Regions from separate parts of the Homo sapiens genome. Here region 2 is linked to region 1. A link is an interaction called in ENCODE POLR2A ChIA-PET data of the cell type or tissue named here. Cell type or tissue: GM12878. All regions are shown on one strand. Each heading gives the region's core, and the rest is flanking DNA. Links, peaks and the distances in the headings are about the cores only. Region 1 holds the start of LOC105376426 (a long non-coding RNA gene). Region 2 overlaps FAM107B (family with sequence similarity 107 member B).

Evidence for each region. Peaks named below come from ENCODE experiments on the same cell type or tissue, not always from the same donor. Only the 100,000 strongest peaks of a DNase experiment are listed, where the experiment ranks them.
Region 2: POLR2A ChIA-PET joins it to region 1 with 7 read pairs; 1 of 35 experiments calls an interaction of 5 or more read pairs at or near these places.

What each region holds. Positions count from the first base shown.
Region 1 is chr10:13,704,245-13,715,390 of GRCh38, reverse strand. FRMD4A (FERM domain containing 4A) reads left to right here. Exons shown (of 25, transcript NM_018027.5): 13 at 8,278-8,354. It overlaps LOC105376426 (a long non-coding RNA gene), which reads right to left and starts at 4,903. Exons shown (of 4, transcript XR_001747371.2): 1 at 4,737-4,903; 2 at 3,377-3,469. It overlaps LOC124902379 (a long non-coding RNA gene), which reads right to left and starts at 7,825. Exons shown (of 2, transcript XR_007062061.1): 1 at 7,739-7,825; 2 at 6,981-7,636. RefSeq lists enhancers at 1,956-2,820, 2,821-3,687, 7,486-7,545, 7,616-7,665, 7,696-7,745 and 1 more. In GM12878, for the core only: no CTCF peak of the experiment used is centred there; DNase peaks (open chromatin) are centred at 1,920 and 2,050; H3K4me3 peaks cover 1,058 bases; H3K27ac peaks cover 3,223 bases.
Region 2 is chr10:14,556,354-14,567,499 of GRCh38, reverse strand. The region is part of intron 2 of FAM107B (family with sequence similarity 107 member B); the gene reads left to right. Among named protein-coding and RNA genes, the nearest start is that of MIR1265, 130 kb to the right of the region's middle. RefSeq lists a silencer at 8,376-8,670 and enhancers at 7,863-8,740, 11,096-11,146. In GM12878, for the core only: CTCF peaks have their summits at 7,027 (motif pointing left) and 10,944; a DNase peak (open chromatin) is centred at 10,909; H3K27ac peaks cover 709 bases.

The DNA of each region.
Region 1 (11,146 bases), core at 1-5,000:
GGTAGGAAATGTTTAACTCAAGCTACTTTATTTTTAAATTCCAAAGAATTGCAGCTTGACATTCTCTGGATTTACAATGCTGACCTTCAACCCATGCACAGAATGTAGGAATGCCCACACACCCCCTCGTTTTAGAGAGGACGAAGCTAAGATGGAGAGGGCTCTACAAAGTCAGAGCTAGAACTGAGGGCTCCTGACCTCCCACCCAGGGTTCTTGCTCCTAAAAATGAAAACCAAAACAATCAAGAGTAAACAAGAGTCATGAATACTGATTATTTGAGACAAAAGCATGAGATATATGTGAATGAGGCAGCGCGGCACTTCTAATTTTTTTTTTTAATTTTTTATTTTTGAGACGGAGTCTTCCTCTGTCGCCCAGGCTGGAGTGCAGTGGCATGATCTCCGCTCACTGCAACCTCTGCCTCCTGGGTTCAAGTGATTCTCTTGCCTCAGCCTCCCGAATAGCTGGGACTACAGGCGTGAGCCACCACGCCCAGCTAATTTTTTGTATTTTTAGTAGAGACAGAGGTTCACCATGTTGGCCAGGCTGGTCTTGAACTTCTGACCTCACGATGGGCCCACCTCTGCCTCCCAAAGTGCTGGGATTACAGGCATGAGCCACCATGCCCAGCCTGCAGTGCGGCACTTCTATAGAGTTTGTAAAGCCTGGTACAGAAACCAGAGATGGTTTCCATCTCTGGCTATAGGAATCATGGGTTCCTGTAGCATGAATACAGCTACTTTATGTATGTCTTGTCTTCCCAAGTAGATTGTAAGCTCGCTACAAATATAAACATGTATTAGGCACCATGTGTTTCCTCTTGCCTATGAGAACAGTCCAGTACAAAGTAGAAGACTACTACATGAATGGTTGGAAAGGGAATGGGAATTCAATGCTGCCTGAAACCCAAGGGCCTTGCCTCTGTCTTCTTTTTTTGTAAAAAGTAAAATATATTGAATGCCTAAAAAACTGATAGAAAAAAAAAAACCTCTGACATATGATTTCAACCCACTAAAAACATATACCTGGGCCAGGATGTTGGCTCACACCTATAATCCTAGCACTTTAGGAAGCCAAGGCGAGTGGATCACCTGAGGTCAGGAGTTCGAGACCAGCCTGGCCAACATGATGAAACCCCGTCTCTACTAAAAATACAAAAATTAACTGGGCATGTTGGTGGGAGCCTGTAATCCCAGCTACTTGGGAGGCTGAGACAAGAGAATCACTTGAACCCGGGAGGCAGCAGAGGTTGCAGTGAGCTGAGAACGTGCCACTGCACTCCAGCCTGGAGGATAGAGTGAGACTGTGTCTCAAAAAAAAAGTATATTTTATATATATATATATATATATATATATATATATGTATATTTTATATATGTATATTATATATGTATATTATATATGTATATTACATATATGTATATATTATATATGTGTGTGTATTACATATATGTATATATTATATATGTATATATATTACATATATGTATATATTATATATGTATATATATTACATATATGTATATATATTATATATATGTGTATATATATTACATATATGTATATATATTATATATATGTGTATATATATTACATATATGTATATATATTATATATATGTGTATATATACCTACTTCTGTTGCCCCTTAGAACCGGCTGTGCTCCAATAGCAAAACCTTACCAGGGCACATGGGATCCAGTCCTCTGAGAGCACAGGTTTGGAGCTTTCTGGGTGCTCTCACATTTTAAATTCCATCTGATTCGGGTTCAGTGACTCCTTTCTTTTGCCCTGCAGCCCTCTAGATGTGAAACAACTCATTTGTATTTGCTGAAAATGTAAATCCGTCTAAAGATTTGCAAGTGCCAGTCTGCTCTAGAAAGTAAAAAGGGCAGAAATGAAATAAGGAAGTGAGTTTTTCAGTTTGTATGTTTTCTTCTGAGCTTGGAGATTATTCCTGTCCATGAGTCTAATTCTTCTTATATAGAGACTCAGAACAAGAAGCTTGAAACAACTTTGTTCTCGTTCATTGTCAGAGCTTCATGGTGTGTTAGAAAGAGCCCAGGACCAGAAGTCACAAGATGTGGGTCCCATCATCAATTACTTATTTAACCTCTGCCAATCCCTTAACCTCTCTCTACTGGGGTTACTTTATCTGTGCAAGGAGGAGGTGGACCAGATGGCTGCTGTGATTCTGTGTAATAGCCCCCCTGGATGAAACAGGAAGTTACTCATAGGGAGATCATTAAGAAGCTTGGTGACTCAGCCTCAGGGGCAGCGGGGGAAGACGAGGTTCTCCAAAGTCCTAGTCAAGCATCAGAGCCACTAGACTGAGCTTCCTCTCAAGCGTCTATTTCCACATCGTCCTGGGAGCTTGCCCACCACTCCACATGCAGTCCCAGCTCTCCATAAATGCTGGCTGGGGAGGAAGTCCAGTGGAGCCAAAGCCCCTTCCTCTGCCCCAGCCTTCAGCTAAATACAGGATGTGGGAATCCAGCAGGCCATCTAATAGAAACCAGTAACTGGTCCCTGCTCATTAAGTACTTAGAGTGGACCCTGTTGCATTCAGGTCTCAAAGGCAGTATTTATTACCCACTTTTGTTTGCACTCCGTGGATAAGTGTTTCCCACCTCCTGTTTTCATACATGAAGATACTGAGGCCCAGAACAGGGAAGTGGAGGACCTGTGATCGCATTGGGAGTCACGGCAAGTCTAGGTCAGAAACTAAGAATCCACATCCAGTATCAGCCAGTCCCAACAACAGGGACAGACATAGTCTCAAGGAAGCCACTACTTGGTGGTTTCCTCTAAGTTTTGTTTCACGCAAGTCCAGATCATCCAGGCTGTTTTTTTTGTTGTTGCTCTTTTTTTTTTTTTGAAATGGAGTCTCACTGTGTTGCCCAGGCTGGAGTGCAGTGGTAAGATCTCGGCTCACTGCAACCTCCGTCTCCTGGGTACAAGCGATTCTCCTGCCTCAGCCTCCGGAGTAGTTAGGATTACAGGCGCGTGCCACTACACCTGGCTAATTTTTAGTAGAGATAGGATTTCACCATGTTGACAAGGCTGGTCTCGAGCTCCTGACCTCAAGTGATCCCCCAACCTTGGCCTCCCAAAGTGTTGGGATTACAAGCGTGAGCTACCATGCCTGGCCCAGGCTGTCCTTCATCACAGTTGTCGTTGTGTTTTAGTCTTTGGAGTATGGAAAGCATTGAGTATTGAAAGCTACTGAGTATTGAAGCATTGCTGTATAGAAAACTAGAGGAAGCCAGGACTCCAAGGATAGAAGGAAAGAATACTTGTTATCATTTACCGTATAAAAGGAAAGCCAGGCCATGGTGCAGGATGAAAAAGATTTGCTTTTTTACTTTCTACTTACAGTCATATTGTAGCTCATTTGTAAAAATCATTCCACTTGTAAAGTTAACCATCCATTAGTCAGTAAGAGCTGTTCCCACTAATTGGTGGACTCCTGGGGAAAGCAACATAGTTAGAGGTTAGAGTAATGGACCAGGTGCCCTTGACTTCTATTTCTGGTTCCTTCACTTACTTGCTGTGTGGCCTTAGGCAGTTTTCCTTAATTTCTCTGGGCCTTGTTTCACCCAAGAAGTAAATTTCCCACTTGATCTTCTTGAGGGATGCCAAAAGATCAAAGGAACGATGTTTGCAGGGCTTTTTAAAGATGCTTAAGTGACGTGCACTAGAAACCCCTTGATTTAATAGGTATGAATTAATACATTCTTTGATTATTGGTAGAACTAAGTATTTTAGCTTTTTAATTAGCTCCTTGGATATAATTGGCCATAGGCGTTACACAAATCCCTAAGGGAACCGGCCCAGTCATCCTGATGATCATTATGGGTGCCTGCTGTGTTTTTATGCGGAGAGGCAGAGTGTGTTGGCAGCTTTACATGGTGGTGGGTTATGACGGCTGCACTGAGCCAGCGCAAGCTCGGGAGGCTCCCCTGAGGTGGCGCAGACCATCGGGGCTGCCCCGAAACCAGCTCAGTCAGAGCCCACCTTACCCTGTTTACAAAGGGGAGGCAAGGTGGAGCATCTCCTGTTTGTTGATTTGATTGTTGTGTTTGCTCTGCCAGCCTCAGAGTGAGGTATTTAACAGGCAGGACTTCTAAGCCTCAAGGGCCCATGGGCAGAAATGCCCCAGACCCCATGAAGAAAATGATGCTTTTCCAGCAAGCTGCACCCCGGCCCTGGGCAAGGGGCAGCTGCTTCCACCCTCCTGGTCCCTACTGCCTTCATATTCCTGCTCCCTAGCTCACCCCCTCCCTCCTAAGTGAAGAGAAGTCAGATCAGGCTACTGTTCTGACATGCACACCTTCTCTTCTGTTCCTGGGACCCTTTTGTTTTTGTGTTTGTTTTAAGAAGGAGCCTTGCTGTGTCGCCCAGGCTGGAGTACAGTGGCATGATCCTGGCTCACTGCAACCTCTGCCTCCCGGGTTCTAGTGATTCTCTTGTCTCAGCCTCCCAAGTAGCTGGGACTACAGGTGCCCACCACTACACCCAGCTAAATTTTGTATTTTTCGCAGAGACGGAGTTTTGCTATGTTGGCCCAGGCTGGTCTCAAGCTCCTGACCTCAAGTGATCTGCCCACCTCAGCCTCCCAAAGTGCTGGGATTCCAGGCATGAGCCACCATACCCAGCCCATTCCTGGGCCCTTCTAATGTCTCAACGCAACAATCTGATCCTGAAAACCACCCATCCCTTCACTTTACTCTTACCCTTCCTTCCCAGGATTGCATTTGCAAAACAAAAATTCATGCTTAAAGCAAGCATCAGGGGGAATCCATTGTTCTGCACCCTGCCACAAAAATGTCTAGTGCATCATCCCGGGGATAGGCCTGGGAGCCGGGACTCCATGGTTCGCAGCCAAGGGCAGAAGCTGGAGGCAGGGCCTTCCCACGGGCAGCTACAGCAGCCACAGACGGGGCCATGCAGCAGAGTCCAGATGGTTTTGTTCGGGCTCTTTGGCAGACGCGCAGTTCTCCACGCTGAACTGCATCAGGGAGCACTTAAAGCAAAGCTTGGTTTGTGTTTTATTTTGCATGGAATGGGGGAGACAGGAGTTGCCAGGGAAACAACCCCTCGGAGCATTCTGCTCTGGGGTTCTTCATCGGGTGGGGAGGGGGGCTTCCCATGAAAGGCACAGGGGTTTTCTCAAGCGTGCTCACACCTGGTTCTGCTTTCTTTCCTTCTCTTGGAGGGCTTGAGGGTTCCACCTCCCAGGCCTGCCCATTAGGCTGGCAGGCACCTTACCCCACAGAGCCTGCCAGCACCAGTACATGCCAGGACCTAAGGCCAGGATCAAGTCCACAATGAGCAGGGCCCAGTGCAAAATGGAAATGCAGGGCCCCTTGATCAAACCCATTAGGTGGGTTCAGTGTACACTGCTCAGGGGATGGGCACACCAAAATCTCATAAATCACCACTAAGGAACTAATTAACCAAATACCGCCTGTTCCCCAAAAACCTATGGAAATTAATTTTTTAAAAAGCGTATAGCAACAAGACAAAAAAAAAGAATAAAGATATAAAGAAAGAAAAAAAAACCTGTTAGGAATTTCAAGATATCAACAGCAGAGCAGGAAATCAAGCCAAGGACCTTCTGAGCAAAGGGCCCTCAGGTCGCACACCCAGAAGGCCGATCCTGTTCAAGACTTCACTTTGCCTGAGCAAGGCGGGTGCAGGATAGCGGCTGAGGGACCGCCGTGGTATGCAGCCAACAGGACCCTTTCATTGAAGTACCATCCACATCCCTTACGTGAGAGGAGGGGAGAGGCACTGGGAGAAAAATTCTCTGTATTTAAGGATTTGCAGCACACACATATTTTTTTTTTTAAATCCAAAACTCAGGGCTTGAGTTAGGAAATCTAAGAAAAGAATGATTCTGGTTGTTCTGGAGTTACTCTCTTTTAATCTGCAAGGATTTGGGAGAAGTAAGAGCATTTGGGATTCATAGTAAGATCTAAGGTCACTTTGTGCCGGTACTGTGCTACGATCTGTGGCTGCTGAGATCTACCTTAGAGGGGTTATTTTTGCCATTTTACAGAGGGGAAAACTGAGGCTAAAGGAAATGCTGTAACTTGTGTCAGGTCCAGCAGCTTAGAGCCTGAGTTGGGTGCGGTGGCTCACGCCTGTAATCCCAAAATTTTGGGAGGCCGAGGCGGGCAGATCACTTGAGCCCAGGAGTTGGAGACCAGCCTGCCCAACATGGCAAAACCCCATCTCTACTAAAAAATACAAAAATTATCCAGGTGTGGTGGCATAGTCCTGTAATCCCAGCTACTTGGAAGGTTGAGGCACAAGAATCGCTTGAACCCGAGAGGCAGAGGTTGCAGTGAGCCGAGATCGTGACACTGCACTCCAGCCTGGGGGACACAGTGAGAGTCTGTCTCAGAAAAAAAAAGTAGTGGAGCTTGGATTCAAACAGATGTAGTCAGACCACAAAGCCTGCCTGCCTGACCGCTTTGCTCAGTGTACTGCCCCCAGGCTATGAGGCCAATGTCGTGGAACCTGTTCATTCTGGTATTTTTGTAGCTCTGGCTAAGTTCAGGTGGAATGTCGCTGAATATATAATACCTGGGGACCAGAGAGGAAATTTGGGTGTTTTAATGGAAGGATTTATAGTGGCCAAGCATCAGACAGGACCATGAGACCTGGGTCTGTGTATTTTAGTAATAGACTCCGCTAAGGCGCTGTTGAATCTCTGACACAAAGCTGTCAGCCAACATAGAGCTTTGGGCCATTTGCTTTCCTTGCAGTGTCTCTCCACCCACCTGGAGTTGATGCTTAACAAGAAAGAAAAATACAATTTCCTTGGGCTTCAGAGTGAAATGCACTCTGAGCCGGGGACAAAAGAGGCAACTCTGTAATAAGAGATAATAGATATTCTCCTTCCCAGTACTTAACGCAGACAAAATAATTGTAAAATTCCAGAGAGCAGATTGTGAGGATAAAAGAATGTGGCCATTCCAGAAGCAGTTTTTATTCCAGCCCAGTTTTATATGGGGTGCTAGGTCCACTAGCCAACCATTGACTAGCAGTGTCCCCAGCCTGGGAAGACAGGGTGGGTCAGATACAGGAAATGGCCATCACGTCTCTAAGGTGGGCAGAACATGAGCAGGTCAGAGAGGGTCAGGAGCCTGAGGTCCGAGGACTCTGGGGTAAGACCCTGAAAAGCATTTAACTCAGTGGCCAGAGAAAGGGGGGAGCCCAGGGAAGCTGTTCCCCGCAGAAAGACAAGAACAAGATTCCTACTTTACCCCTTCTTTCCGCAAAATAAACCGAAATTCCCAGTATGTGGAAGGTGATGCAGTAACCAGCAAATATTAATGCAAATGTGTGTGCACACAAGTTGAACCTCCTGTGATATTTCCCAGAGGGTTAAAGTAACTTTCTTTTTCATCCAATGAAAGGAACCCCGTTCCTGGAGCAATTGGATGCAGCCCTAATTACTTCCAAACATTACAGTCAGCTTCTCAGTTAACGAGCTCACTGGTCCGAAGGAGGAATGACCGCCAGGGCCCCTTCATTCCACTTCTCACCCTCCCTGGCCAAGCTTGAGGGAGAGACTCTGGCCGCAGCGTCCTTCCGGGCGACAGAACTCTTGGTTTTCTTTGTGCTGCAGCAAGAAGAATGGGCTTGACAGGCTCACACTGTGATCTTGAGTTGCCTGCCCCCGAAATAAGGTCCCAGCCTCCTCCGCCCTTTGCAAGGCTCTTACACATTAGTGAGCAGGAAGTGGAGTCCCGATGGGAGGCTGGGAATTTGAACGCCTTCCCATTTCAGCACTGGAGGGGAGGAAGCTCAGTTCAGCACTCCACGCAGATGGCTACCGCTCCCTCCTGAGCGCTCGCTCCTCTCGCTCCTCTCCCCTCACCCGCCGCCTTCCCTGCTGGGTCCCTCTCCCCGGTCTCCACCTCTCCTCCCTCTCCTGGAAGGGAAAAGTCTGCCAAGCTGGGGACTGCCACGACCAAACCAACAAAGGCCGACCGAAGGCGGAGAACTTGAAAAGAACTTGTTTTGTTCCAGTTAAGGAACCTGCAGGAAAATCCACACCCACATTGCCTGGTTTTGAACTGGAGAGCTGCGTGTGTGTGTGTATGTGTGTGTGTGTGTCAAGCAAGAGGCGGAGGAGGCACAGACTACGGTCTCTGTTTTGATAAGGAAACTGCCAGCTGTCGAAAGTTAACCAGCAGAGAGGGGAAGATGGCCCAGGAGCCAGCCCCTCCTGAGTTTTAAACTACACTGTTTTCTGTCCAGATATTCCAATGGAGACAGTTGGAAAACCTGTACTTCAGAGAAAAGAAGTTTTCCGTGGAAGTTCATGACCCACGCAGGTAAGCTTGAAAAGTCCTTTTCTTGCGGGATGGCGTGGCTCTCGGCCGGGCGTGTTATGGATATTATTTTGGGGCTGTCGTTGTTCATGGTCAGTTTGGAGCAGGGAGCGAGGGTGGGGGCTCCTGGGGAATGGAGCTCAAATCAGACAGTGAAACTTTCTTTTCAATTACATGTGTTGATAAATGCAGTGGGTTCGCACGTGTGTGTAAGTAGCAATCCCCTGACTGTCTCATCTGGCCACATGTGTCCCTGGCTCGTGTGTGTGTGTGTGTGTGTGTGTGTGTGTCAGTGTATGTGTTTGTCTTACCTGCCGGGGCACTGGAAGGAAGCTTTATAGCACTTTGTAACACACACCAGTAAGTCCCCATAGGAAACTTTTGCTATAGAAGAGTCTGAAGAATCCCTCATTAGAGCTTCTAAAAGTATTTCAGGCAGGACGGTCAATGCGAAAATGAATTTGTCACCAAAGCAGTTGTGCTACGTTGTTTTATTCCAGGAGCTGTAATTTTAGGATGTTAGTATTGTGGGTGGATGTGAAAGAAATGAAATTATTTTTCCCTCCACCCAAAATCGTACCCCAGAGAGCACCAGGGTTGTAAAAAGTCCCTGTACTCTTAAGTCAGATGCAAGACAGTGGGGCCCCAGGTTGGAATGCAGGGAGCCCCAGGTGGCTGGGGTCTGGGCAGCTCATACCCACTGTTTTCCTCTCTTTGTCTGCCGCTGGACCTAAAGTTATATGCATCCCCAAAAACAGCAGCGTAATTCCCTAAAACCAGGCCTGACAACTAAGAAATCACTTTCCATAAGGTCAGAGACATTTACAATAAGAAGGTAGCCCCAGGGAGACAGAAAAAAGATCAGACTCTACAGAGGAGCAAAAGTGGGTTTTAGGCGCTGTTGACGCTCCAGCCCTGGGCTTAGAAGGAGGACTTGGCACCAATTCCAGCTCACACATGGCTTCTGATGCTCAAAACAAGCTGCAGTCCCTCCCCATGAGCTCTGGACAGGAGGGAGATTTGGAGTTACCCCGCCCAGTGAGAGGGCTTGGACCTGTGCAGTAGCCCCTGTTCCTGCAGCCCATGATAACCCGGTAGGAATGAAGCCGTGCTTGCCCTCCAGGGTAATCTGCCTGAAACAGCCACTCCTGTGTAGGGCAAGAGCTTATCTCAGCACCACGGTTACTACAGGAATAGTTAGTGGAGAGCAGCTGAGAGTTTCTGCATCTCCACAGTCAGGTGAAAATGGTAGCCTTTAACAGAAAAATATTTTATCCGGTGTTTCTCAGGGCCCTGCAAGGGGTTTCGCGGCCAGAAGCCCCACTCCATGGAGCACAGATCCATCTGTGCAGGCCAAGTGGGGTGGGCGGGGAGATTTCAAAAATAAGATTCCAGCCAAGAAGAAACTCACTGTTCATTTTCCAGGTGAACTGAATTGGACCAGGTTCTTAGGCATGTAAGAGAGGGGAAATTTAAGTACAGAAAGAGTGAAATGAACTTTGCCACAATGGGTCAGATGCAGAAAGGGGATGCTCCATAGGATAAAAATGAGGGGCTGGGTAATCTAAGGGGCTGAGCGCAGGGAATAGACCCTCCGCCATGCCTGTGCTCTGCTGGGAATTCAGTGAACACCCAGGCACCTTGGACAAATCCTTTAACCACGCACGCATATATCTGCACATGTGTGTTCGTGTTCTCTGTGCGTCTGTCGCCCTATTGGTGAGTACTGCTAAACTCTCTTTACCAAAGCCCAGGGATATAGGAAAGAATCTAGATCTCACACGTGACTATTCAGTGGGCCTGTCGCCTATTAGACAGCAGTGATCAATGTCATGTTTCTTGCGAAGCTTCTGTGTCCTTGTCGGGTGCTGTGGCGGGGAAGGAAGGAAGTCGGAGGCAGGGTCTTCTTCCTTAAAGATCTTCTAGTGTAACTGAGAAGACAGGCAGAAGAAGGAACTTTTATTTTGAGACACGGTCTCATTCTGTCGCCCATGCTGGAATGCAGTGGTGCAATCATAGCTCACTGCAGCCTCCACCTTCCAGGCTCAAGCAATTCTCCCACCTCAGCCTCAGCCTCCCGAGTAGCTGGGACTATAGGTACACACCACCGTACCCAGCTTTTTTTTTTTTTTGGAGAGACTGGGTCTCACAGTGTTGCCCAGGCTGGTCTCAAATTCCCAAGCTCAAGCAATCCTCCCATCTTGGCCTCTCAAAGTGCTGGGATTACAGGCGTGAGCCACTGCCTGGAACCTGGCTGAGAAGAAGGAACTCATGGAGTGTCACAAGAAACAAAGAAACCTGCTCTAGACGACAAGTAGCTAGTATACAGGAGAGGCAGGATTTGAACCTAGGAGGTCTGGCTCCAGAGCTCATGCCCTTTATCTCTATACTGTACAGAAGGGCCAGACGTCGTGGGCCATGAAGGGTGAAGGACAGGGTCACCAGAGGCCTGGCTGGTCAGGAAGGGAGAGGCTTACCAGGAAGGAGAGGTCTGAGTTGGACCTGGAGGGGTAACTAGGATTAAAGCCACGTGGTAGGGCCTCAGGGGGATATAGATGTCAGGTGGGGGCTTCTCAATTAGGATAAACAAATGAGGGAGGGTCTGGCTGGAGGGAAGTGGGAGTTGGAGGAGCCCAGAGGAAGAAGCAGAGCTGTCTCGTCCCAGGCAAACTCGCTCTGAGTACACTGAGTTAGCCTGCAGACAGGCAGGAATGGGGGAGAGGCCCAGGGAGGCCAGAGGTGGAGACCCGGGATGACTTCAGCATTAAAGACACACAAGGAAAGGAAATGGCTTC
Region 2 (11,146 bases), core at 5,946-10,945, 850 kb before region 1:
CCTGGAAATCAAATTTTCCTCATCAACCCTCTTCCTCTCCATAATGACTTTTCCAACCTCCTCCACACTTCTTAAATCTCTAGGTTCATACTGAGCCCATCCCTCCTCCTCTCATTTCACTCTCGGCAGATTATCTTTCCACAGCTCACGGGACAGTCGTGCGAAGGCCATTCTCTGACCTTCCCACTGCCCCTTTGCAAATCCGCCTGCTCTTGGGCCTGTACTTTTCTCATTTTTCTGTTTATAGTGAAAGAGGAATCTTATTTATTCTCTAGAAATCCATTTCTGCACCACCATTCTCTCCCACCTCCAATTTATTTATTTTTATTTATTTATTTATTTAATTTGAGACAGAGTCTCGCTCTGTCACCCAGGCTGGAGTGCAGTGGCACGATCTTGGCTCACTGCAAGCTCCGCCTCCTGGGTTCACACCATTCTCCTGCCTCAGCCTCCAAAGTAGCTGGGACTACAGGCGTCCGCCACCATGCCTGGCTAATTTTTTTGTATTTTTTAGTGGATACGGGGTTTTACTGTGTTAGCCAGGATGGTCTCCATCTCCTGACCTTGTGTTTTGCCCGCCTCGGCCTCCCAAAGTGCTGGGATTACAGGCGTGAGCCACCGCGCCCGGCCCCACCTCCGATGTAAACCTCTCTCCTGGTATTTCCTTCTCATGAGCATTTACAAGTGCTCAGGTCTCTCCTATCTTACGACAAAAACAGAACCCAAGCTCTTCTTGGAACTCTCCTCTTTCAGTGACCACTTTCTCTTTCCTTCTCTTGATGAAACATTTTGAGAGCATGTTCTACTTTCTGCCTTGTACTATTACCTACTGCTACACAGCAAATGATTGCACACTCAGTATCATAAACAACCTGTGTTGGTTCCCTCACCAGTTCCGTGGCTCAGGAGCCCGGGCACAGCCTAGCTGGTTTCTGTGCTTCAGGCTCTCACCAGGCTGCTGTCCAGGTGGGCGCCAGGGCTGTGGTCTCATCAGAGGCTCGACTGAGGAAGAGTGTTTCCAGGCTCCCTCAGGTCATGGGCAGAATTCATTTCCCTGCAGTTGTGGGACGTGGGTCGCCTGCAGTTCCATGCCGCACAGGTCCTTACTTCCTTTCAGCTGGCAAGGATGGAAGATTGCAGCATGATGGCTTCACAGGAGTGACATCTCATCACCTTTGCTATCTTCTGTTGTTAGAAGCAGGTGACAGGTGAACAGTAGGTGGAGAGGAATGTGGGATCACCTTAAAGTCACTGTGTTACCTACTTATTCTTTCATTCCCCTTTCACTCCTCAATCCATTAGATTCTGTTTTTTATCTCTGCTACTTTAGTGAAACTGATACCAGAGGGTCAGGATTGGCTACAAAATTTTCTGGGCCCAGTGCAAAGTGAAAATACAGGGTTCTTTGTTCAAAAATTAAGAATTTCAAGATGGTAACAGCAAAGCACTAAACGAAGCGTAGGGCCCCTCAGGCATGGGGGCTGTGAAGGTCCCATGCCCATGAAGCCAGTGCTGCAGAGAGGCCTTAGGTCCGCCCTGCTGCGAGTTCCACAGGGCCCTCTGGTTGTGTTCCTGCTTGGCCTCTCAGCAGCATTTGCCAGCTGGGATTTACCACTGTGGAGCGCATCCTCCTCTGTGAAACATCCCCCTGCCCTCTGAGCGCCTGAGACACTCTCCCCTGGGTTTCCTTCTCTCGCTCGATTATCCCCTTCAGCCTCCTTTGCAGCCTCCCCTTCCTCTCCCCACCCCTTTGTATTTGGGTATTTTGAGGACACTTTTGCCACCCTGCTGAGGAATATCAGCAGTTTCAGCCGCTTCGTTTGCTGTAGGATTTTGGCTGTCATATCTACGTATCCAGCCCATACCTAACTTGTGAGCTCAAGCACCTATGTCAGTGCATCCTTTATAGTCTTGCATGCTTTGCAGGTATCTAAAATGCAGTGAGTCTGTAACACATTTCCTTGTTTTCTCTGATCCATTGAACTGGTTCTTCCTCAGTGTCCTCTATTTCAGCACTTGGCCTCATTCTTTCCCCGGGGAGTCTGGGTTTGTATCTGTGTGCTAACCCCAGGCTTGAGTCCCATCTTTCTTCTGGCTCATCTTGTGCTCCAAGCCCATGCGCCTATGTCTGCCGAGGGTTCTCCCCTTGGACTGCATTTCATCAAATGCTCTCCCTGGACTTCTGTGGTCTGTTCTCATGGTGACCTCGGCTTCCTCTGTTAAAACCCAGCACACTTCATTGCTACTCCTTTGTCGAATGCCTGCTTCCCCCAGTAGAAAATAAGCTATGATAAATAAGTCCACGAGGCAGGGAGTTTTACTGCTTTATCCTCAGTGTCAAGACATATGCCTGGCACAAGCTGTACACTCAATAAATACGTGTTTTAATGAAAGAGTTTGTTTTAATTTTCAGCCCAATTTTTTAAAGAATTAAATTGATTTTTTAGAGACAGGGTCTCGCTATTTTGCCCAGGCTGGTCTTGAACTCTTGGGCTCAAGTGATCCTCCTGCCTCAGACTTCCAAGTAGCTGGGATTACAGGCATGAGCCACCATGCCCAGCCCAGCCCAATTTTTCAAGTGTGACCATTTTGTTGTTTTAGAACGAAAGTGTAGAAAATACTATATATGGAAGAGTAGGACAATGGTATAGTAGGATTCCTGTTCTTGAGATATTAGAAATATCTGTAATGTTATAATAGGTTTGGGCCTTTCAGTTGGATTGTTAGTAATTAGAAAGTAAAGCTGTAACAGGAAATAAATGGGTGTTTCCTTATTTCTGTTGCGATCTGGGCACTAACAGGTGGAAGGAAACTGGTGCCATTTGCCCTGCAGAATTCACAGAATTAACTTGTGCAATTTGGGTGGGAGGAAGTCAAAATAGGTGATGATTAACCATGGAGATGAGTGTATTTCAGATACTGTCATCTGAATCAGTTTGCCCTTACCACAGCAAAAATGTTTTTATAATATTTTATCTTTTTTTTTTTTTTTTAAACAAATAAGTGGTGAGGTAGTCATGGTGAGAGATCTGCATCTCTGATTCTTGGGGGCACTGTTTCCTCACAAACCTGCAGTATCTGCTTTGAAAACTATTTTGATATAGAATGGTGAAATGGATCAAGTATTTGGGGGCCTAATTATTCAGAGACTAAATGTGGCCGGAAGAGGAAGAATTCTACCCAAGAAAGCTGCCGCTGATCTGCTCAACGTCTCGGAGCAGTCTTTTTTTAAGCAGAAGTCAGTAACAAGCAAACACAATGTCAATGGATTTATTAATCTGTTAAACTCTTCATTCTGTTACCTGCTGGGTCTCAATCTTTTTGACCTCAGGACCCCTTTACACTGTTTTAAAAAAGTATTTGAGAATCTTAAAGAACTTTTTTTTGGTTATATCTATTGATATTTTACTATGTTAAAAATTGAAACTGAGAAATTTTAAAAGTTCACTCAAAAATAACAAACAATAATAAACCTGTTACATACTAATAAAAAGGCCATTTATAATGAAGAATAACCTTACTAAAACAAAAAAAAGTATGAGATGAATGTTTCACATTGTTTTATTTATCTCTTTAGTGATTTTTTAAAGTGAAAACCAAAAAAAAATTTAGTGAGAAGAGCGACATTGTTTTCCATTTTTGTGAATCTGTTTCATAACCAGCTTTGATAGAAAATAGCTGTGTTCTCATGTCTGCTTCTGTAATCAGTCTGTCGGGGTAGGTTGTTTTGGGGGTCATGTATGCAGAAAATCTAGTTTCACACAGTTACATCATTGGGAAAGGCCAGAGAATTGAAATAACCTTTTCAGATAATTACGGACATTCTTCCTTGATACCACACCAAAACCTGATGAGTGGTAGTGTCTGAAAGGTTAGTTACAATATTCTGAAGCCATAGCAATGATCTTTCCTACTCTGTTACATTAAAATTTGTCTATCTTGCATTTTGAATAGGACGATAGAGGAATAGTTAAGTCACCTATAATACATTCATGTAATGGCAGATTTTGCAGCCATATATTGAAAAAGTTATTACAGGTAAAATGCTTACAAATGTAATAAATTATCTATTTAATATCCCAATTTTGCTAAAAAATGAAAAGAGGTGTGTATTGTATTAGTTGAAAGGAAATGTATCAAAATATAAATATTTTAAATGATGCATTCATGGGGGAAATTTTCTTTATACTTTTCTGTATTTTCCAAATTTTGTGTGATCAGCACATTGCTTTTAAAATCAGAAGAAAAAAAATAAGTATTTTTTGTTACGAGAGAAATGTCTGTTAAACTGTTTCCCTCATCTGTAGGTTGCCTTCTACGTGTAAAACCCCAGTATTTCCAATTTGAGTGGTAACAAAGATCTGTTTTCTCCCTCAAGTTTTTATTTGTTTAACAGACTATCGTAACCTTTCTGTGGCTGTTTTAAGCTTCACAGTTTTTCCGCTTTATTTCAGTAGTAATTCATTGATTGAATAGACAAGTTTTGACTTGTTCAAGAAAAGTTGCATAAATTAAACTTTCACATGTAGCAGAGACATAATTTGCTTTTTCTCATTTCTGTTATAGCTCAGGCAAGTTCTATTTCTTATCTAAGTGAAATGGCAAAAGAATATCTTGTCCTATGGGATAACAGAGCTACTCTCATGGTTGAGAAATAACATGGAAATTAGCATGCAATCGACTTCTGAGTTATTGTGTCTGAGCTGTTTGCCAGTGGTGTGAGTGTCACAGTTTTATGGCTGGAAGTTCAAGTGGCTTCAGAAATGCAAAGGGCAGCTCACATCTGGGGATTAGTTCCCTGCTTACCCCTGGATTTAGAAAGGATGTTTGCAACTAATAATGTGGCTGACGTGGTATTGTCGTAAAGGATTGCTACTTCCAGAATTTTGTCTTTTGTGGACAGGCCTCCAAATTTGATGATCATCTGTTTTCCTGCAAGTGGAAGATTTCATCATGTTTGTATTTCTTTGTTTTACATTTCTTATGATATAGTTGATAATTAAGATGCCTACAGAAGCTACAAAGCACCCACAAAGCAGGAAATTAGCAACTCTGCCTCTACCACTTGTAGTAAAGCTTGAAGACATTATCACTGACTTCTCCAGCTGAATGTATTGTTCTGTGGCTTTAGTTAAATGTGTCAGTGACTCTCAGGGTTTAGAATCTCTCCCAAGACTGTTTAGGAAGGTGCATCACCCTTTGAAGTGTAGACTGTGATGGAAAACTACTTAATTGCATATTCTAATATTGTTTTAGATTAAAAGACCATTCTGTCCTCTGCTTAAAACAATTGAGGATATTATATTTGAGGGCATCCCTACTGGTTAATATCATCATTACATTTGAAAATGTTCAAATTTACTTTCCATCACTAAGTATGAGTTGAACTTTTTGGAGTAGAAAATGCACTCTAAGGCCGGGCGTAGTGGCTCACACCTGTAATCCTACCACTTTGGGAGGCCAAGGCGGGTGGATCGGTTGAGATCAGGAGTTTGAGACCAGCCTGGCCAACATGGTGCAACCCTGTCTCTACTAAAAATACCAAAAATTAGCTGGGCGTGGTGGCACATGCCTGTAGTCCCAGCTACTCGGGAGGCTGAGGGAGGAGAATCCCTTGAACCCTGGAGGCGGAGGTTGCAGTAAGCCAAGGTCATGCCACTGCACTCCAGCCTGGGTGACAGAGTGAGACTCTGTCTCAAAAAGAAAATAAGAAGAAAATATACTCTGAGTATACCTAATGGTTTATTCTCTTTTATTGTTGAATCCACTATTTACATTTCTTTCTTTCTTTTATGTATTAGACTGGACTAGGAAAGGTTTACAGATCTAAATAAGGAATGAGGAGTGTTATTATCATTGTATTGCCATGACCACAAACTGCGGGGCCTCTCGCCCTTGCCCTCCCCCCTGTGGTTTTGAGGGTAGGAAGCCTTACCATAACCCAGTTCCTGATCATGCCGCCTCCCTGCCGCTTACCTGGTCAGGCCTCTTCGCTGTCCCTACCTACCCCAGGCCTCTGTGTTTGCTGCTCCGTCTGCCCAAAGCTCTTTCCCTTGGTAGCCCTTGGCTATGTCCCTCACTTCCTTCAGGTGTCTGCTGTCTTCTCAGCGCGGTGTTTCATGAATATCCACAATAGTGCACCCTGCCACTCCATTGCCTTACCTGTATTTCCCTGCATGGCACTTTGCACGGCCTGATACTATATTTCCCTCGGTTTGTCAGTTGGCTGCCTGCCCCTGAATGCAGGCTCCCAAGAGGGCAGTGGCTTTGTGTCCTTTGCTGCTAGGCCCATGTTGTTGTGAACAGTGCCTGGCACTTAATAGACACAGACTAAATACTTGATGAATTAATGGGAGGATGAATTCACCAGATTCCCTCTTGTGGGTGACTCTACACAAGATGGCATTTACTCGCCAGGTGTCCGGCTCCCTTCAAAAGACAGAGAATGATGGCTGGTTTCGTTGTAGCTTGACTCAGTGGCACACCCTGTGCCTGACACCCAGTTGACAGATGTGTAGGGAACAAAATTATGACGGGATGGCCACACAGTTGGCTGTTTGTACTCATTGCTGCCAGCTGTCTCCCAGAACAGTCATCTGCTCTGTAGGGGGAGAAACAGGGACATGAAAAGCCCTGGAAGGTTGTCAGGAAGCAATTTTAAATTTCTAATATGTAAACATCGGGGCTTTGGCATATTTTGAACCATTTTGATGATAGGAATGGAGGTGGTAGGAGCCACCCTGATTAAGTTCTTGTTGAGAATAAACTGGTGCACCAGACATTTACATAGGCTGAATCAATGTTGATGGCAGCCGTGTTTTTAATCCATGGGCCTAAAACAGTGTCCCTCATACCTGTCTCTTGCTGAGGCCCCTGTCGCAGGTGAGCCATGTCTGACTTCCGAGCCTTCCATCGACTGCTCAGTCCACGTCTTCAGCCCTATTTCCCAAGCTTACCTAGTGAGTCCTCCTTGACTCAGGCTGGTTCCTCCATTGTTTCTGCCACCTGCAGGCCATTGGTGCTCCTTGAATACCCTGTGGTGTCATCGCTGACTCGTGCCTCCAGGGCTTTCCCGCTCTGACGGCTCTGTGTTTCCTATTGCTTCATATAGCTTGCTTCTGAATTAGCATGCGATATGTGACACTCATATGTTATGTATCTTGGTTTAGTTTTTACAGAAAGATGAAAGACTCTTAAAAGGGATCTTGGAGTTGTTCTTGTACATCTTTTATATCTCCTAAGCCTTTGATGGGCACTTGTTCCAAATGGGAAAGAAAAAAAAGATGAAAAAAAAAATAAGCCACCCAGAATGCAGATGGGACAAACTGTTGGTGTTAGAGCATGGTGGTCACCCAGGCCTAGAGTGTGGGGTACACAAGGACCACTGAACTAAAACTCTCTGATGGTCTGGATCAGGCTATTGAGTAGAGCAACGGGTTGTAGAGTGCCTGGCACGCAGGTTGCAATGAGATTGGGGAAGCAAGGGTTGTGCGTTTGTTAATTCAGAGATTGTATGAAAATGGAAAGAATTAGGAGGAGGTTGAGGTTTATACTAGTATTATTCTCTCCACATTTAGAGAAGGCTCTTACAGTTCCTTTAATCCAATACTACACAAAAAAGTCCTCTGAGAGGCCGGGCGCGGTGGCTCACGCTTGTAATCCCAGCACTTTGGGAGGCCAAGACGGGCGGATCACGAGGTCAGGAGATTGAAACCATGGTGAAACCCCGTCTCTACTAAAAATACAAAAAAAAAAAAAAAATTAGCCAGGCGCGGTGGCTGGCGCCTGTAGTCCCAGCTACTCGGAGAAGGCTGAGGCAGGAGAATCACGTGAACCCAGGAGGCGGAGCGTGCAGTGAGCCGAGATTGCGCCACTGCACTCCAGCCTGGGTGACAGAGGGTGACTCCATCTCAAAAAAAAAAAAAAGTCCTCTGAAAACTGAGTGAGAAGCTGCGGGCTTATAGGACTGAAGTTTGGTGCTGAAATTGCTTAGGGGACCCTTTTCAGTTGCCTCCTCTTTTTTTTTTTTTTGTAAGAGAACCGGGGGATTTAAATCTCCCTGGTATGGTTTCCATTAGAATGGAAGCTCTTTGGCAGGTCTGCCAGGACCATTTATCACCTTGTCCCTGGTACTCAGACCTCGGTGCTGGCAAAGCTGGGCTCATGAAGGCTGGCTGCGCAGGTGGGTGGCTGGCTCACGCGCTTGGTCCTGGAGGTGGGGGAGAAGAGATGGTCCACCAAATGGTTCTTGCAGTTCTCCCCGTCCTGCCCTCTGGACATGGCTGTGTTGTGGCACAGGCCGTGTTGTACTTGTGGCTGATCTTGATCGATTCTCTTCTCTGCTCCCTGTGCTGGAGCTAGACACCAGGTGTTTTTTTTTTGTTTTTTTTTTTTTTTTTTGAAGTTCCACAGGTGATTTTGATGTGTGAGCCGTGGTTGAAAGCCACAGCTGGACTGCGTTGGAAGGGAAATGGAGGTCAGCTTAGGCCAGTTGGTTCACATGGAAATCAACAAAACCAGCGTGGCTTTGAAGGATGTATAATTCTGTTACTCTTTGTTGGACCCACACAACTCAGCAGTTGAAATTTATTATTAGTTTTTTTTTCTCCTGCGTTTTCATCTCCTAATTTGGGCTCCCCTTCATATAGAGCTTTTGGAAGCAAGTAAGAATTCAAGTTCATCAGGCACATTTTCACTACACCTGGCAGAACATATTAAGGTGTTGTGTTTTATAAAATCCAGCCAGAAACTATAGGTGGTCTCCAGCTCCACACACTTAGCAAGGCCCCTGCTCAACTCCCCACCCAACCCCAGTTTTCCAGTCCTTCCTGCGTTCACCAGAGGCACAGTCAGGATCACCTTAGACGCTGAGTTCAGAAATGGAGAAGGAATACAGTTAAAAAAAAAAATCAAGATCAGGTGAGCAGTAGCCAGATGGCTTCTCCACACAACTCTCTTTCTGGATGCTTCTGGAAATTGCCATCCAATTTTGGTCATTCTTTTGGCTGTATAATAATTCAAACGGTGCTTTGTGAATAAGTTACCTTTTAAAAGTTATGCATTTTAGCATCTATAGGAAGGTCAAGGAATTATTTTACACCTCAGGGTGAAATAATTTAATTAGGTATCTTGTTTACCCTGAGTCTTCTGAAAGCTAGAGGGAGCAAATTGGAGCTTTTGAAAGAGTGTGTGTGCGTGTGTGCGTGTATGTGTGTGTGTGCGTGCACGTATGTGTGACTGTGCGCGTGCACGTATGTGAGTGTGCGCATGCACATGTGTGTGAATGTGAGCACGTGCACGTGAGTGTGTGCACACACACACTGGTGGGGAGGCAGGTGATGATGGGTTGTGTCATGAATGCCCAAGTCTGGCGGTGCATTTAATGGAGTAGTCCAGGGAAGCAGGAGGAAACTGAGGAACAGGGAGGGCAAGCTTGAGGAATTAAGGAATTACCTGGACTCACGGGGAGGAGCTCAAAAGACGAATTCGATCTTTTTCTAAAAACATTTTAAACAGTAGTTTGCCTGACTCCAAATCAGGAAGAGACAGCTTTACCTCATCTCTCCTGCCTCCTAGCCTGTGGGCTCCATTAGCAAGGGATGAACTATCGAGTAAGAGCTGGCACTCTGGCATCAGGTAGACCTGGCTGGGACCTGGCTGGGTCCTGGCTAGGCCCCGGCTAGGCCCCTCCAATGGCATCACCATGGGCAGGCTGCTAATCCCCCTGGGCCTCAGCTACTCCTCCGTCAATAAGGATAATAATACCTCCCTCGCAGAACTGTTGTGAAGGTTGAGATGAAATATGAGAGTGTTTAAAGCAGTGCCTGGGATGCAGTAAGCACTTCGAATGTTAACCAGTAGTAGCAGTCATATTTTTGTGGATTACCTGGGAACCAAACCATCATCATTGATATAATTTCTATTACCAGTTTTAAACAGTTAAATGACAAAGAATCCCATTTTAATCAAGACATTACAGTAGAGCACAGACCCAACCTGGTTGGGTACTTAGTAGGGAGAAATAGAGGCTAGAAATTAATAATTATGCCCAATACCAGTGAACAGCTGTTTTCGCACTGTGACCAGTTTAGTACAAATAAAAATGTTTATAGACTGCATCTTTTCTCCATGCACAATTTATTGAGGTATTTCATCACTTTAACAGATGATAATTGAACATTTAGAATTCCTAGCCTTGAAGATCCAGCGAGGTACAAACCAGAAATGGCCCTGGCCCCTAGGTAGCTAAATATCTAGAGGGGAGAAGATAAAAAACACACATGGGGCTGGCAATAAATTAAACAATTACAGATGGTGAGAGTTGGGAAACAAGCTTAGGACAGAGACTGACCACGGAGGGACCCGTGTTGGATTGTTGATCCGAGAAGGTGATGTTGAAATACAGACTGAGAAGGTGAGGAAGAGCCAGGGGTCAGGAGAAGTGTGGGAAGGGGGCTGGCTTGGGAGGGTCATGCGCTCCAGGTGGGGACATCATGTGCACCAAGACATGCAGCCCAGAAAGAGTTTGGTGTGTTCCAGGAATGAAGGCAGGCCTGTGTGGCTAAGGCGCAGGGAGCAAGGTGGCGGAGAGACTGGCATGAGGCATGAGAAGCAGGCCCAGGTCAGATCAGGTGGGGAGTGAGGGCCGCTGCCAGGGCATTGGAGAAGCTATTGAGAGGCCCTGACAATCCCATGGGGGGAAAGTCCATTCTTAGTGCACGTTTCCTGCTTTGAACTTTTTCTATTCAATAACGAAAACCTGGGTGCTATATTTGTTTTAGCCACAAAACTATCTGGGTATCTTTGAGAAGTGGCACTTGCTGAGGTGGCCTTCTAAATCTTTGCCTGCTGTTCCATGGCAGGATGCCTTGTGAAGCCAGGTGTGGCTTGTGGCCTAGATGGACCAGGGAGATCTCAAGTGAGGGGCAGTAGCACGGAGCACACAGTAGGTGTCAGTCAAGTCTAAACGTTGCGCACGGCTTTGTTTTGTCCAGAGCTGAGCTCTCGTTAGGTCGGGGCTTGACAAATATGAATATTGTGGCCTGGGCTGCTCTCTGGCATGCTGAGTGCTGACTGGTGTATTTCCTTTTTCAGCCAGAGAATCCTGGTCAAGCCCTGAACAGTCCAGAAACTCTGAGGTCAGCAT